2 separate regions of the Homo sapiens genome follow, and region 2 is linked to region 1. A link is an interaction called in ENCODE POLR2A ChIA-PET data of the cell type or tissue named here. Cell type or tissue: K562. All regions are shown on one strand. Links, peaks and the distances in the headings refer to the core of each region. The heading gives the core; the rest is flanking DNA.

Region 1 (7,724 bases), core at 229-5,228:
TAAACCAAGAAATGTGGGCAGAAGAATAGATGGTTAGTATACCTGGAGATGGGAGAATGAGATCTGTGAGCACCTTCAGCTGGAAGACCCCATCTTAGCTTTACTGAAGGAAGCCTGCCTTTGCAAGTTTCCCTGAAGGCACTGTTCTAGAAAGCCACAAGGCTCCTGTCGTCCTGGTTATCCTTTCCCCTGAGACACCAGAGAAGAACCACAGAACCCCTACAGTGAGTTTCAGACTGCATTCTGTCAGCCCTTCCTTGGGCTTACTATGGTGACAGGAGGTACTGGCAGTGCGGCCTCCTGTCTTCTGGTGTTTGGGGTTTTATCAGTTAACTTTTAGGATTATCATATGAAGTCTTGGCAGGGCCTGAGCCACTCCCTTCCGCTACTGTGAATTTGACACCTCAAAGCACCCTGGGACTCATGAGAAGAAATTGAAGGGGTGCCTCAACCACCACCCTGAGAAGTGACACCCAGTGCTGAGAGTTCAGTGGGGTCTTTGATGTCTTGGAATCATTAGAGTCTTCAGCTCTCATTCAAGGTCCCCACCTTGGCTTCATGTAGGGCTTGGCACCAGCCCCCTTCTGCTGAGTGGTGGCTACACCGTCAGACTAAGAATCTCACCTCTCTTAGATCTTATATAAAAAAGAGAGGGGGACACTAAACCTGATAACCCTTTCCTGAGCTTTCTAGGGCTGAAAATAAAGGGTTGGACTGGATTCTTTGATGTCTCCACTGTTAAGGGTTCAGTGGTTCCTTGAATTCTCAGATTCCTCAATTTGACTCCTGGTAGAGGAGCTCTCCTTTTTATTGAACTGAGGCCTATGTCGTCATGGTAAGAGTGAACATCCCTGAGAACCCATAGGAGGAAGTGAGGGTGGCCTTATCTGACCAAATGTGGTCTTCCCAAAAGTAAAAGCTGTGGCAGGCAGATAACTGCCCTGTGATAGATGGTCCCACATACAGTCCCAACTCAGCCTCTAAATTTGACTCATGAGAGGGTCTAAGATTCTTCCCTGATATGGTTTGGATCTGTATCCTCACCAAATCTCATGTCTAACTGTAATCCTCAATGTTGGAGGTGGAGCCTGGTGGGAGATGACTGGATCATGAGGGCAGGTTTTTCATGAATGGTTTAGCACCATTCCCCTTAACGATGACTTCTCATGAGATCTGGTCATTTAAAAGTGTGTAGCGCCTCCCCTGGCCTCTTGATCCTGCTCTGGCCATGTAACATGTCTGCTTCCCCTTCCCCTTCTGCCATGATTGTAAATTTCCTGAGCCCTGCTCCCAGAAGCTGAGCAAATGCCAGCATCATGCTTCCTGTACAGCCTGCAGAACTGTGAGCCAATTAAACCTCTTTTCTTTGTAAATTACCCAGTCTTGGGTATTTATAGTAATGCCAGAATGGACCAATTAGTACATTACTTCTGTTGACAAGTGATCACCACCCTCAGATTAAAACTCTCATTTCCCTGTTACCCTTGAGTGGGAACTGATGGGCACCTCTGTTTCACATTTCTGCCTGGGGTCTCTCAGAGCTGACAGTACTGAGGATTGTGTGGCTCCCACTAATATGGGGTGGGAGCCCCCTGCAGTCGTCAGAGTTCTTATCATAACATCTGGCACAACCTGGAAACCCTCCCTCTGCTGACCTCAAGCTGCCTTTTTTTTTTTTTTTTTTAAGAGACGGAGTCTCGCCCTTTCGCCTAGGCCGGACTGCAGTGGCTCTATCTCGGCTCACTGCAAACTCCGCCTCCCAGGTTCACACCATTCTCCTGCCTCAGCCTCCCGAGTAGCTGGGATTACAGGCGCCCGCCACCGCTCCCCGCTAATTTTTTTTTTGGTATTTTTAGTAGAGACAGGGTTTCACCGTGTTAGCCAGGATGGTCTCGATCTCCTGACCTCGTGATCCGCCTGTCTCGGCCTCCCAAAGTGCTGGGATTACAGGCGTGAGCCACCGCGCCCGGCCAGGCTGCCCTCTTTAATGGGGTCGTTCACTTCTCTGAGATGTCTTGGGGAGAGTGAGTACAACTCAACATGCCATGCTCAGGTCTCCCTGGTCTGACAACAAGAGTGGGCTCTATATGGCACTTCTTTCTGGTTGGAGTCCCCTCCTCATCACTCAGTGTCACATCCTTGCTTCCTGTTAGAGACTGGGCCTCTCTGTCGCATTAGACCTACCCCATTACACCAAGACCCTCACCTCCCTGAGACCACCTCCAGAGGAAACTAGAGAGCATCTCAGCTTGCTAGCTTTGCCCTGACCTTCCTATTGCTGGCAGCAGATGTGGGTCTTGGATGTAGCCCTCAACTTCTTTAGTCCCGGGAGAGGAAGTCAGGTTGCTCTGCATTTGTCATGTCAGCCTGGGACCATCTAAAACCCAGTGTCACCTCGGCCTGGGAACTGCCCAGCATGACTCCTCTTTTGGGTAGAGGTCCGCTCATTAATACTCAGAGTCCTCACCTTAACCCCAGTTAGGTTTTAGGTTGATGCCATATGAGCAGAAGCAGGGCTGCTTCCTAGGTTCAAGGCCCTCCCCTCCCTGAGACTTTCCAGGCACAGCTTTGCTGGGGCCTCCCAGAGCCGTCTTCAGGGACGAGACTTAGTGAGGCCACCTTTGTTAAGGGTAGGAGATGTTCTCTTCAGTCCACATTTAGGGCCCTCAAATTGATTTCAGTTAGGGCCTACACCCACCCTACGTGCAGAATGAGGCCTATTCCCTGCGTCCAAACCTCCTTCCCCCGCGACTGCCCCTCCCCCCACCCTTCCCCTGCCCTGGAACTTTCCAGGTGGAACATTGCCGGACGGCTTTACCGGAGCCTCTCAGGACCAAATGCAGAAGCGGGACTTAGTGGGGCCCTCTTTGTTACAGGTGGGGGTGGTCTCTTCAGTTTACACTCAGGGTCCTCACCTTGACTGCCGACCAGTCCTGAGAATTCACCCCTGGCTGACCAGACGCCGCACCCCCTACACTCGCTCGGGTCCTCGCCTCCAAAGCGGAAGTCAGGATGAGCCACATCCGCTCGGGTCTTTTTTTTCAAAGCGGAAGTCAGGATGACTCACATCCGGCAGCCCGTGGCGTCTGAGGGCTGACGGCTGGACGCTACCGGACGTCACTGTTCTAGCGTTGCTGGTCCCTTCGTCTCCACTAGGGGTCCTCACCTCAGTATCTAGCAGCCTGGGACGAATATGCGTGCTGACCCAAATCCGCCAGCCTCCAAACAATACCCCCACCTCCCTCAGCCCCCACTGTGGAAATCTAAGCGTGCCAAACAGGCCACCCCTGCCTGGGCCTCACAGGCCTGACAGCAGCGGCAGGGCTCTGTGAATGTGCCTTTTTTGGGGAGAGGTCTTCTCATCCGCCCTCAGAGTCCTCACCTTGATTCCCGTGAAAGCCAAGACTCTCTCTCTGCACAACTGGGGTCACCCTCTTCAGACAAAGGCCCTTCCTTCCCCGAGACTATACAGGTGGAATGAAGGGGATTCAGAGATACTTATTTTGGGGCCTCTCGGTGCTAACAATGGCGAGGGGCTCTGTTTGGCCCCCTCTGCTGGTGTTGCAAGGGGGAGAGCCCCCTCGTAACACTTAGGATCCTCACCTTGATTCCTGTTAGGGCGTGGGTTTTGTCTCTTTGACCTAGGGCCATTTCCACTAGTCCAAGGTCTTCACCTCTGTGAAACACACGAGGCATATTGATGGGATTTCTCCACCTCATAATTCTCTTCTGGGCTCCCCAAGGGTGACAGCATTGGTGGAATTTGTGGGCTCCTCTGTTCTGGGGTGGGTGGTTTTGAAACTGCCCCTATGAACTGTATAAAATTAATCAGGGAAGAGGGAAGGGAGATAAATGAAGATACGCCAAGCTTGCAGAACATTCAGCATTAATCATGAAGTCAGCTGCTCTCTGACCTGCTTCCTCATAGTAGTTTGGTGCCTATTATCCCAGAATCATGTAGATCCTGTTACTAGATTATAGTTGCCCTTAATTGCTCTATAGATAACAATTTTAACATAATGAAACTTTTTTTCTTTGAGATATTCCTTAAGGTCCTGCATACTGATGATTCTAATGACTCAGCTGGTCTGAAGGACCCCACTGATGCCAGCTGCTCTAAAGGACCCTACTGACATCAGCTGGTCCAAAAGACCCCACAGGAGCTGACTAAAAAAAAAAAAACGCAGTTTCCACATTCTGATGATTTCATCCCCTTTACCCCAACGAATCAACAACCTCAGTTCTCCAGCCCCTCGCCCTCCATGATCTCCTTGCAAATCCCAGCCCAGAACTCCTTGGGGAGATGAATTTGAGAGTCTCTTCTCATCTCCTCACTTGGCACCCTGCAATCATTAAACTCTTTGCTGCAAACTTTGCTGTTTTATTATAGTGGGTCTGTTACTTTGCAGCTGACACAGAAACTCGTTGGTCCTATAACAGTTCTCTTATTTCTCTTCAGGGTCCTCACCATGACACCTGGCCAGTCTTGGGGCACTCCATCCTCCACTGACCTGAGGCTGTTCCCATCAGATCAAGGTACTCACCCTCTGCCGACCTCTGAACTGGAAGTTGTGGTGAGCTACATTTAGCCAGGGCTGTTCTGGACTTTGAAGGGCTGACAGCCTGAGCTGGACTTTTTGGGACCCCACAGTTCTGGCTGGGTCCTTCCATCATCTTCATTCAGGGTCCTCACGTTCATATCTATCAGAGGCTGAACTGCATCTACTGACATGAAGTTGACCTTCTTAGGCCATGTCCATGAGAGGTCTGAAGATTAAATGAGTGGATGCTCAGCCTGACAGTTCTGTCTCGAGCTCTCTAGGTCTGAGAGCAGATGAGAGTCAGTCTATGCATAACCTCATATATTCTGAGATATTGGTTTCCCATGTCCTCTGAACTGGGGATCATCTTTCATTAAAGGCTTTCTGGGAAATGTCACATCCCTGCAAACATGACCAGTTTTTCTACTGCAAACCTTGCAGAGAAGGAGCCGTGTTCCGGGAGTGATGTGAGATAGGGAAGCTGAAGCACAAGGCAGAAGCTCCAGGACAGGTAGTGGGCTGTCAGAGAAAAAAACATGCTGATTTTTTCCATCTTGCTAGACTTAGATTCTCACGAAAATTCTGTTCTGACACATTTATTTTCTACAGGGAAGAGACTGTCCAGGATGATTTTGGGAGCTTCTGATCTTTTGAGATTACCTGATATTGCTTGTGTAGATGAACGTATTGACACCAGGTACTATTTTTCTTTTTTTTATTTATGCCTCTCATTTATTTTGGCATTCATATTGGTCTGGGAATATATTTGACCCAGTAGTATGGGCACAGAGTCCTTCTTTTTATTGCCTGAGATACATTTTTCAAAAATAGAGAGAAAAAATGAATGAAGCAACATGAGGTTAGCCTCAGAATGGGAAGACTGGAACAGTGTGGGATGTAGATTAATCCAGACTGGGGGTCTGGTTTCAGCCCTGCCACTTACCAGCTATGTGAACTCAGGCACATTACTAAACTCTGTGAGCCTCAGGCTCTGCATCTGTGAAATAGGTTTGATAAGCCCCTTCCTTGTGGAATTGGTGAAATGTGGTTAATGTATGTAAAGCACCTGGCACAATACTTGGCCCATATTGAGGTTTCAACATGGCAGCTATTACCTATGATTAACTTGATGATACCACCCATCCCACTGTGATTGCTTTTTCTTAATCCAACAGATGTCAGAGAATATGCAGCATTCTAGAAGAAAGAAAACCCAATAAGCCAAAATGCAGATTAGCACGAAAAATCAAGTAATATTTCCCCATTAAATGATAAATTATTCAATGTGAGGTAGACTTCTCCAGTTAGGTGCAACACAACGCATTTGCGTCAAGGACTAACAACTTCCTTCCCTCCCAGTGTCACTTCCATCTAAATCACCTTTATTTTCATTAATTTAACAAGCACCAAACACCTAGAACTTGCCTAGAGCTTGCCAAATTATGTACATGATAGCCTAATTTGAATGCTCCTTTTAATGAAATTGACTCTTAACTCTTCCAGCCCAGTGCAGAGTACCCAGCGGCTTCTTATCATTTCTTCTTAAGGGAGTATCATCCTTATTTCTCCGAAGCTCACTGGATACAATGTATATAAAGCAGCTAGTTTCTGCACTGTGTTCATCTGCACTGGGACAAGAGCATAGTCACTTTCCAGTGCTGCCCCTGGTGGAGCTTCTTTCCAGTTTTCTCCAAAGTTAAGAGCACTTTTCCATTATAGGCTTAGTCTCTCAACTCTGAAGCTTACCATCTGAGGGTCTTGCCCTGCTCACCACTCCCACAGCCTCCTCCAGTCCAGCATGCAGCCTCACTTAAAATTACCTCCCAGTGAGGGACCTGCAGTTTCCCAAGGCCCTAGCTTTCTTTTTCTCAGAGCATTTACACTACACACTCTCATCTGGAACCCTTCCCACTTTCTTACCTGCCTCCATCTTTTTTAACCTTGTCCTTTGGATCTGAGAGATACTTTCACCATGTATTTGTATGATAGCTGCTCCTAACGACTAAAATTCTTTGGACAATGGGTAAAACTTTCTTTTTTTATTTCTTCTCATCTCCTTCATCTCCAGTACTAACATTGAGCCTTCCAAAGAGCAGAGAATTGATTAATATTTAGGGAATAAAAGAGCCAATGAACAAGAGTACTAAATGAGTACAATTTAATTTATCTTACATTTTTGAAAAAGCCAAACAAATCCAGCTATATATCTTTTAATTTTTTAAAAAGAAAGGCTAAAAGGAATAAGGCAAATCAAGAATTGAACACATCTCACCTTTTTTTTTTTATTTCATGATTTTAACTATTTGAGTGTGGAGTTATTTCACATTTCCAAGAAAATACCTATTCTGATGCTATGTTATTTTGTGTGGATCACAGGGGGAAAAATCAAGGATTTTAACTTTTTTTTTTTTAACTAAAAACTCTCATTTTTTAAATTATTTATTTTTCTTTTACTTTAAGTTTTGCTATACTTGTGCAGATACATGTACAGGTTTGTTATATAGGTATACATGTGCCATGGTGGTTTGCTGCACCTATTAACCCGTCATCTAGGTTTTAAGCCCCACATGCATTAGGTATTTGTCCTAATGCTCTACCTCCCCTTCCCCCCTCCCCCGACAGTCCCTGGTGTGTGATATTCCCCTCCCTGTGTCCATGTGTTCTTATTGTTCACCTCCCGCTTATGAGTGAGAACATGCGGTGCCAAAACTCTCATTCTTAAACCTGATAAACAACAATAAATGTATGACCTGTGCTATTCAAAATCTTAGATTCTTAAGTTAAATAAATCATCTATTAAAAAGAACAACATTTGAAGAATACCAATATATAAACAAATCTATAAGTTACCCATAAAAGCAAGAAGACAAAGGAGATATTCATTGTGTACCGTGTTTCCTTATCCTAACCCTCTACTATTGAGAACATTCACTGCCCACTTCAAACTCAAAGTGAAAAATTTGTTTCAGTCTTTACTAGGCATGGGAGAAGCTGCTGAACATAGCCCTGGAATGTTGCTTGGCTGTGGCAGTAGTGCCAGCCCTGGCTTCAACTCTGGCTTGAGCTCTGTCCTTCTTCATGTCTCAAAGCCTCTCCATACCTGGATGGCAAGGCACTGGGATGGTATTCTGAATCAATGAAAATGACTGAGGCATGTCTCAATCATTTAAGGAGGTTTATTTG
Region 2 (7,733 bases), core at 1,796-6,795, 270 kb before region 1:
AAATGTAAAATTTGATCTTTGAAAACTCGGATATGCTACTAACATCATATACAGCAAAGAAGTCCTATTTTTTTATTCTGTTGCTTCCTGCTCACAAAAGCATCCTACTTTGCTTCCCGTATACATGCTTTTGAACTGAAAAGCCTTGATCATCATTTCAAAATTCAGCATTTCTTTTTCCATTAGCAGGCTTTAGCACAAACTCAGTTCCCATTAGGGACAGCCTTGACAGGTCCTTCCCTCTCTTCTGCTAACACAGATTATCCAGTGGGTTCCTAAATTTGAGTTCACTGACAACTCTCTTTCCCAGCATGGCCCCTTTACTTCCTGCAATTGTACCAAGAGGGAGCAAGATGGTGTCCCTGTTTTTATTGCTGTATTTCCTTTGGATCTCAAGATCAGCTTGTACATTTAATAAGAAAATTTTCTCTCACCCACTCTAACTCTTAGTCATCCCCAGATCTACACTATTATTTTCTAAACTCTATGGAATCAATTAAAAATATTACTCAACTTTCCTTTCTTCATATCTCTGACACAATAATGGAACCCAGAACCTATAAAGTTCCATTAAAAGTGCATAAATTCCTCCCTAGCTCCCACGAAAATACATTTCCCATGTTTCTCTTTATCTAGCAGATTATTGTTGTCGTTTTTATACCAGACTGTTGGAAGTTTAATGTTAAGTGCTTCATTAATAATGTTTATACTTTAGAAAAATTTGAAACAGATAAATCTTGACAGTGAACAGAACTTATTTATTTTATTCTTTGTGTTTAACATCACAAGGAAGAGTCTAAAAACAGTTTTATTTGTACTTCAAGATATAAAAAGCAGTATTGTACAAACCACAGCCACAGAAATAGAACTAATTACTGGAAAGATAATAATGGTTTTACAATTTGAAACTAAATGTTTGCTTCTATCAGTAATAAAAGGATAACAATTGCTACATTAAAAGAAGAGAAAAAAGAAAAAAACTTATATATTTTCCTGGAATGATAGGGCAAGCACATGAGTTGCTAACAAAAGAGTTTGTACTGAAAAATAATTAAAATAGAAAATTTCTAGCTTTACTTTCTTTGAAATGAATTTGTGACTCTCATTTTGGCAATATTTGCCAGTAATTCAGTTTCCACTGGAAAATAACCTTGACTTTGTTTTCTATTCAGTTTGGTACTCTGCACATTATTTTTCTAACTAACTCATATAAAAGTTTAAAATAGAGTTTCTTTTGACATTCCCAACAGCTCTCTTTCTCCAATCCCTACTGCTCACTAGTTACATAACCTCCAGCAAGTTTCTTAACCTCTCTGTGCCCCAGTTTCTTCATCCATAAAATGGGGATAATAATAGCACACACCTTGTAGGATTTGTGGCCAGGACTAAACGCATCATTACACACTCACAGTCTCTGACAAACAGAAAGCTCTCTAGGTTGTTATTATTTTATGTTTATATTCCACCAAGTACATATTCATGCTACTCTGCATTTCCTTTTTCATGCAATGCTTCCATTATTTTTCCTAAAGAGCCAATTTATGACAATGATTCAGCAAACATTTTTGATTGTCCACTACGTACCTGATAATGGGTACTTTGATCCCTTGAATCAAAGCACCAGATGTAACCTTGAATCTGGTAGAGAGGTTAAATGACACCAGATCAGCCTTATTTCAAATTAAAAGAAAAATTTCTGCAACATCTCTGAGAGATGGCCACACTGTCTCCTTAAACACTTTTAGTGAGGGCAGCTCACCCTTTACACTTGGAGGGCCATTTTCTATGTGTCTAATTGTCAGGCCTTCTGCTGAGCAAATATCTGCCTCCCTATAACTTTGTAGCTGCTGGTTCTAGGAAGCTGCTGGAACATCACAGGCTGCTTGTTCTTTCTCCCACCTGACATACCTCTTCAGATTTTAAAGACCAGTGTCATGTTTCTCCATGCTTCTTTGCTTCGGGATAAATATTTGTAGTTTTCTCAAGTAACTTTTTTTTTTTTTTTTTTTTTGAGATGGAGTTTCACTCTTGTTGCCCAGGCTGGAGTGCAATGGCGTGATCTCAGCTCATTGCAACCTCTGCCTCCCGGGTTCAAGCGATTCTGCTGCCTCAGACTCCCGAGTAGCAGGGATTACAGGCATGCACCACTACACCTGGCTAATTTTGTATTTTTAGTAGAGACAGGGTTTCACCATGTTGGTCAGGCTGGTCTCGAACTCCCGACCTCAGGTGATCTGCCCGCCTCGGCCTCCCAGAGTACTGGGATTACAGACGTGAGCCACTGCACCCAGCCGAGACACTTTTTAATTTGTCACAGTTCTTTACATAGAGGATCTAGAAGTGCAAAAAATAGTTGAGATATGTTCTTACCAGTGCTATTAGACTGCATGATTTGATGATACTATACACCTGTGCATGTAGGATAAACATTGCATTTTTATGTTTTTATTGGACATATTATATTGTGGGCTCCAATTAATCTCGTGATTATCTAAAACTTCACATCTTTTTCCAGTGATCTGAGGTCAAGTGTGGCCCTTCATTCTAAACTTTTTATTATTTGCTTATTTATTTTTTGAGACAGGGTCTCATTCCGTCACCCAGGCAGGAGTGCAGTGTTGTGATCACGGCTCACTGCAGCCTTGACCTCCTGAACTCAAGCGATCCTCCTTCCTCAGTCTCCCGAGTAGCTGGGACTACAGGTGAGCGCCACTGCATCCAGCTACTTTTGGTATTTTTCGTAGCAACAGGGTTTTGCCATGTTGCCCAAGCTGGTTTCGAACTCCTGGGCTCAAGCAACTCGCCTGGCTTGGCCTTCCAAAGTGCTGGGATTACAGGCATGAGCCACCATGCCTGGCCTAAACTTTTTAAAATGAAATTTTAGTGCCTAAATGTAGGATTTGCTACTTATCCTCTTAAAATGTTACGTTTTTATTCCAACTCAATATTTTGGATTTTAATGATATCATCCAATGCATTACTTTCAAACATTATGGCATCTGAAAATTTGAATAGTATGCCCTTGATATGTACTTGATGTGGATAGCACATCGCTAGAGTCCCCACTGTGCTAGAAGTCAGTATACTAATCATGCATCAATAGTAGTTTGGAAGACTTTAAGTGTCCGTAATTGATTAAAAAATATGATAAACAAACCATCACTATTTAATTTTTAAACTGATATTACTGAGTGCCTGGTTGTGTCAAGAACTGTGCCAGGTAGAGTAGATTATTGCTGTAACACACCGCATTTTGTTCACACTTTCTATATCCATGCTCTTGTGTATTCTAAATCTGGGCACAGAGACACAACTTGCTTCGGCCAACAGGATAATAGCAAATGTCCTACAAGCAGAAGCTTGAAACACATTTGTGCATTAAGGCTTACTCTCTCTTGCCAGTCTTAGAAGACTGACACCTCCATTATGTGAATAAGTCAATAGTAGGCTGCTGGAGATAGGTGGCACTGTCACCCTTTCCACTCCAGCGAGTAGTCCAGCACCAACTGACAGCTAGCACCCACCACCAGGCATGGGAGTGAGGTCATCTTAGGTCAATTTGTCCCTAGCAAACTCACCAGATGACTACAACTATATGAGTGAGTCCAGATGAGACCAGCAGAAAAGCCACTTAACTGAGTGTAGCTCAAATTTTCAAACCATATAATCATAAACCTAATAAATGTTTGTTGCTTTAACCCACTAGGTTTTGGGGAGGCTTTAACGGATGTGGTAAATTTTTCAATTTTCCATCCCTGCTCATATCCATTCTCTCTTCCCTGATACTTTTTAGTCATTCTCACAAGATACAGGGAGCATTCTGTTTTTTTTTTTTTTTTTTTTTTTGAGACAGAGTCTCACTCTTGTCACCCAGGCTGGAGTGCAGTGGAGTGATCTCGGCTCACTGCAACCTCCGCCTCCGGGGTTCAAGCGATTCTCCTGCCTCAGCCTCCCCAGTAGCTTGGATTATAGGCGCCCGCCTGGCTAATTTTTGTACTTTTAGTAGAGACGGGGTTTTGTTATGTTGGCCAGGCTGGTCTCGAACTCCTGACCTCAGGTGATCTGCCCGCCTCGGCCTCCCAAAGTGCTGGGATTACAGGCGTGAGCCACTGCGAGCATTCTTTCTGGGCTTGGCCATTTCACTTGCCTTGGCCCGTGAAATGTGGGGAGAAGTGATAGTATGCCAGTTTTGAGTTGAATTCTTAAGAGTCACCATGTGTACCTGCTCACCCTCTTGTGCTTCTGCACCATAAGAAAAAGATGAAAGAGATATAGTGCTCACTTGGATGCAATCTGAGTCGTGGCACCAAGCCCATCTGAGGTCGTCCCAGATCGGCCAGCCCTCAGCCAAACTGCAGATGTGAGAACAAGGAGAAATCATTGCTGTTTTTTGCACCCGCTGTCAGGGTGGTTTGCTTTGCTGCATTTTTTTATGTTGATATCTAACTGACAAAGTGGAGATGGTTAAAGATATTGCTATGTCAACAGGATCTTTTAAAGTAACAAAGTCACGGATCATAGTAAACTGCTGGTTGAATTTGATGTACTAATAAATTTTTACATTGGGATAAACTAAAATAATAGGTATCCAAATACTACTCAGATGGTTAGAAATCATGGGTCACCGCAACATCTGGGAAATGAGCAGTAGCAGTGGCTTTTAAATTTTGCAGTTTTGTCCTATTTCTAGGTCCTACCACTGGGAGCCACTGTTGCTACTATTACTATGATTCAAGGTTCTTAGACACTTTCAGTACCAATCGTCTTGTCACATTTCCCCTTTATTATATTTCAGTAGCAGTCGTCTTGTCACCTTTCCTCTTTATTAAGCAAGTTACTTAACTGCTCTGTGTTTAAGTTTTCTCATCTGCAGAATGGTAGTAAAATAGTACCTACCATGTAGGGTTGCTGTAAGGATTAATATCATGGGAGGTGATGATTAAGGTGTTAAGAGTTAGTGGATATAAACAAGATTTCCATTAGAGGTATTTGTGCTTAGTAGGGGGTTTCTTAAACATCACAAGCCTTCAGTACTCAAAGGAGTTAGGTTACAAGAATGGTCTGACATGAGGTGTGGTTTATATTTTGGGATGGACAGCCTTCTTTCTATGCAAATCACAGAAACGTAGATTGCTCCAAGCAGCTCCAGCTGATTTATAATGTTAGTCCTGCTGGTCCCCAAGAGCCAATAAAAGAAGGTTTTTGTTTTAAATTTCTAATGTACCAAAGTCTGGTAATTTTGAAAAATCACAATAAACATGGATTCCTAGATGTTGCTGCAATATAAAATTGCTATATAAGTTTCTGTTTACTCCTCAGTTTCTGTAGCTAATTCTTTGTTGGACTGGCAACATGGAATTCATAGCCCAGGACCAGCCTGCTGACCACACTGTGAATAGTGCTGCAGTGAGGTATTTTGGAAGGGAGGGGTTGTCAGAGAAATGCTCTGTTTTATTTCCTCCCCTGTCAATACCATAACCACCTTATTGTCCCAGACAAGCAGAAAATTATAAGCGTGAAGGTATCATTGATTAGAGGAGATCACTGTTACATATAATACTATTCAATAATGAGTAACAATGAAATGATGCAATCAACACCATCTTCTGCCAACCAATATGTTTATCATGTTTTAGTATGGTAATACATGATGCGAATTAACGAAATCATCAAATATATACTGAACATCTGCCATATGCCAGACACTATCCTAAACGCTAGAGATACGTCACTGTATAAAACAGACAAGCCTTACAGTAACCAAAATGGCAGGATACTGGTACCAAAACAGATATATAGACCAATGGAACAGAACAGAGGCCTCAGAAATAATGCCACACATCTACAACCATCTGATCTTTGACAAACCTAACACAAACAAGCAATGGGGAAAAGATTCCCTATTTAATAAATGCTGTTGGGAAAACTGGCTAGCCATATGCAGAAAACTGAAACTAGATCCCTTCCTTATACCTTATACAAAAATCAACTCAAGGTGGATTAAAGACTTAAACGTAAGACCTAAAACCACAAAAATCCTAGAAGAAAAACTGGGCAATATCATTCAGGACATAGGCATGGGCAAAGACTTCATGTCTAAATCAGCAAAAGCAATGGCAACAAAAGCCAAAATTGACAAATGGGACCTAATTAAACTAACGAGCTTCTGCACAGCGAAAGAAACTATCATCAGAGGCCGGGCACGGTGGCTCACGCCTGTAATCCCAGCACTTTGGGAAGCCAAGACGGGTGGATCACGAGGTCAGGAGATCAAGACCAACATGGGTAACACGGTGAAACCCTGTCTCTACTAAAAATACAAAAAATTAGCCGGGCGTGGTGGCGGGCGCCTGTAGTCCCAGCTACTCAGGAGGCTGAGCCAGGAGAATGGCGTGAACCCGGGAGGCGGAGGTTGCAGTGAGCTGAGATCACGTCATTGCACTCCAGACTGGGTGACAGAGCGAGACTCCATCTCAAAAAAAAAAAAAAAAAGAAACTATCATCAGAATGAACAGGCAACCTACAGGATGGGAGAAGATTTTTGCAATCTATCCATTTGACAAAGGTCTAATATCCAGAATCTACAAAGAACTTAAAATTTATGAGAAACAACCCCATCAAAAATTGGGCAAAGGATATGAACAGACACTTCTTAAAAGAAGACATTTATGCAGCCAACAGACGTATGAAAAAATACTCATCATCACTGGTCATTAGAGAAATGCAAACCAAAACCACAATGAGATACGATCTCGTGCGAGATAGAATGGAGATCATTGAAAAGTCAGGAAACAATAGATGCTGGAGAGGATGTGGAGAAATAGGAACACTTTTACACTGTTGGTGGGAGTGTAAATTAGTTCAACCATTGTGGAAGACAGTGTGGCAATTCCTCGAGGATCTAGAACTAGAAATACCATTTGACCCAGCAATCTGATTACTGGGTATATACCCAAAGGATTATAAATCATTCTATAAAGACACATGCACACGCGTGTTTATTGCAGCACTATTCACAATAGCAAAGACTTGGAACCGACCCAGATGTCCATCAATGATAGACTGGATAAAGAAAATGTGGCACATATACGCCATGGAATACTATGCAGCCATAAAAAAGGATGAGTTCATGTCCTTTGCAGGGACATGGATGAAGCTGGAAACCATCATTCTCAGCAAACTATCACAAGAACAGAAAACCAAACACCGCATGTTCTCACTTATAAGTGGGAGTTGAACAATGAGAACACATGGACTGGGAGGGAAACATCACACACCGGGGCCTGTCAGGGGGTGGGGGACTAGGGGAGGGATAGCATTAGGAGAAATACCTAATGCAGGTGACAGGTTGATGGGTGCAGCAAACCACCATGGCATGTGTATACCTATGTAACAAACCTGCACGTTCTACACATGTACCCCAGAACTTAAAGTAAAATAAAAAAAATTAAAAAAAAAAAAACCAGACAAGCCTTGGCCCCTTATAAAGCTTATGTTGTAATAGAAAGTCCCCAAAATACAGAATCAGTTTTAATGGACTCTGCATTTACTCCCTACTGCTGTTGGCATAAATGCTTGATAAACTTCATTAAATTTAACATAATTAATTCTTGGCTTCTTCCTTTCATGACAATTTTTAAACTAGCTTGGATGATTTGTGTTTATTTCCTGACCTGAGGATGTAATTTTAGAGTAGTCCTCATTTGCCCTTTGAGGAACAATTTTTAAAAAAA

Evidence for each region. Peaks named below come from ENCODE experiments on the same cell type or tissue, not always from the same donor. Only the 100,000 strongest peaks of a DNase experiment are listed, where the experiment ranks them.
Region 2: POLR2A ChIA-PET joins it to region 1 with 6 read pairs; 2 of 35 experiments call an interaction of 5 or more read pairs at or near these places.

Annotation. Positions count from the first base shown.
Region 1 is chrX:30,210,847-30,218,570 of GRCh38, reverse strand. MAGEB2 (MAGE family member B2) reads right to left here and starts at 3,008. Exons shown (of 2, transcript NM_002364.5): 1 at 2,916-3,008. LOC107985632 (a long non-coding RNA gene) reads left to right here and starts at 3,051. Exons shown (of 3, transcript XR_001755983.2): 1 at 3,051-3,472; 2 at 4,460-4,536; 3 at 5,151-5,238. RefSeq lists an enhancer at 2,625-3,824. In K562, for the core only: CTCF peaks have their summits at 1,212 and 3,154; a DNase peak (open chromatin) is centred at 3,080; H3K4me3 peaks cover 1,008 bases.
Region 2 is chrX:30,485,288-30,493,020 of GRCh38, reverse strand. No RefSeq gene overlaps it. Among named protein-coding and RNA genes, the nearest start is that of TASL, 89 kb to the left of the region's middle. In K562, for the core only: CTCF peaks have their summits at 3,491 and 4,685; no DNase peak of the experiment used is centred there.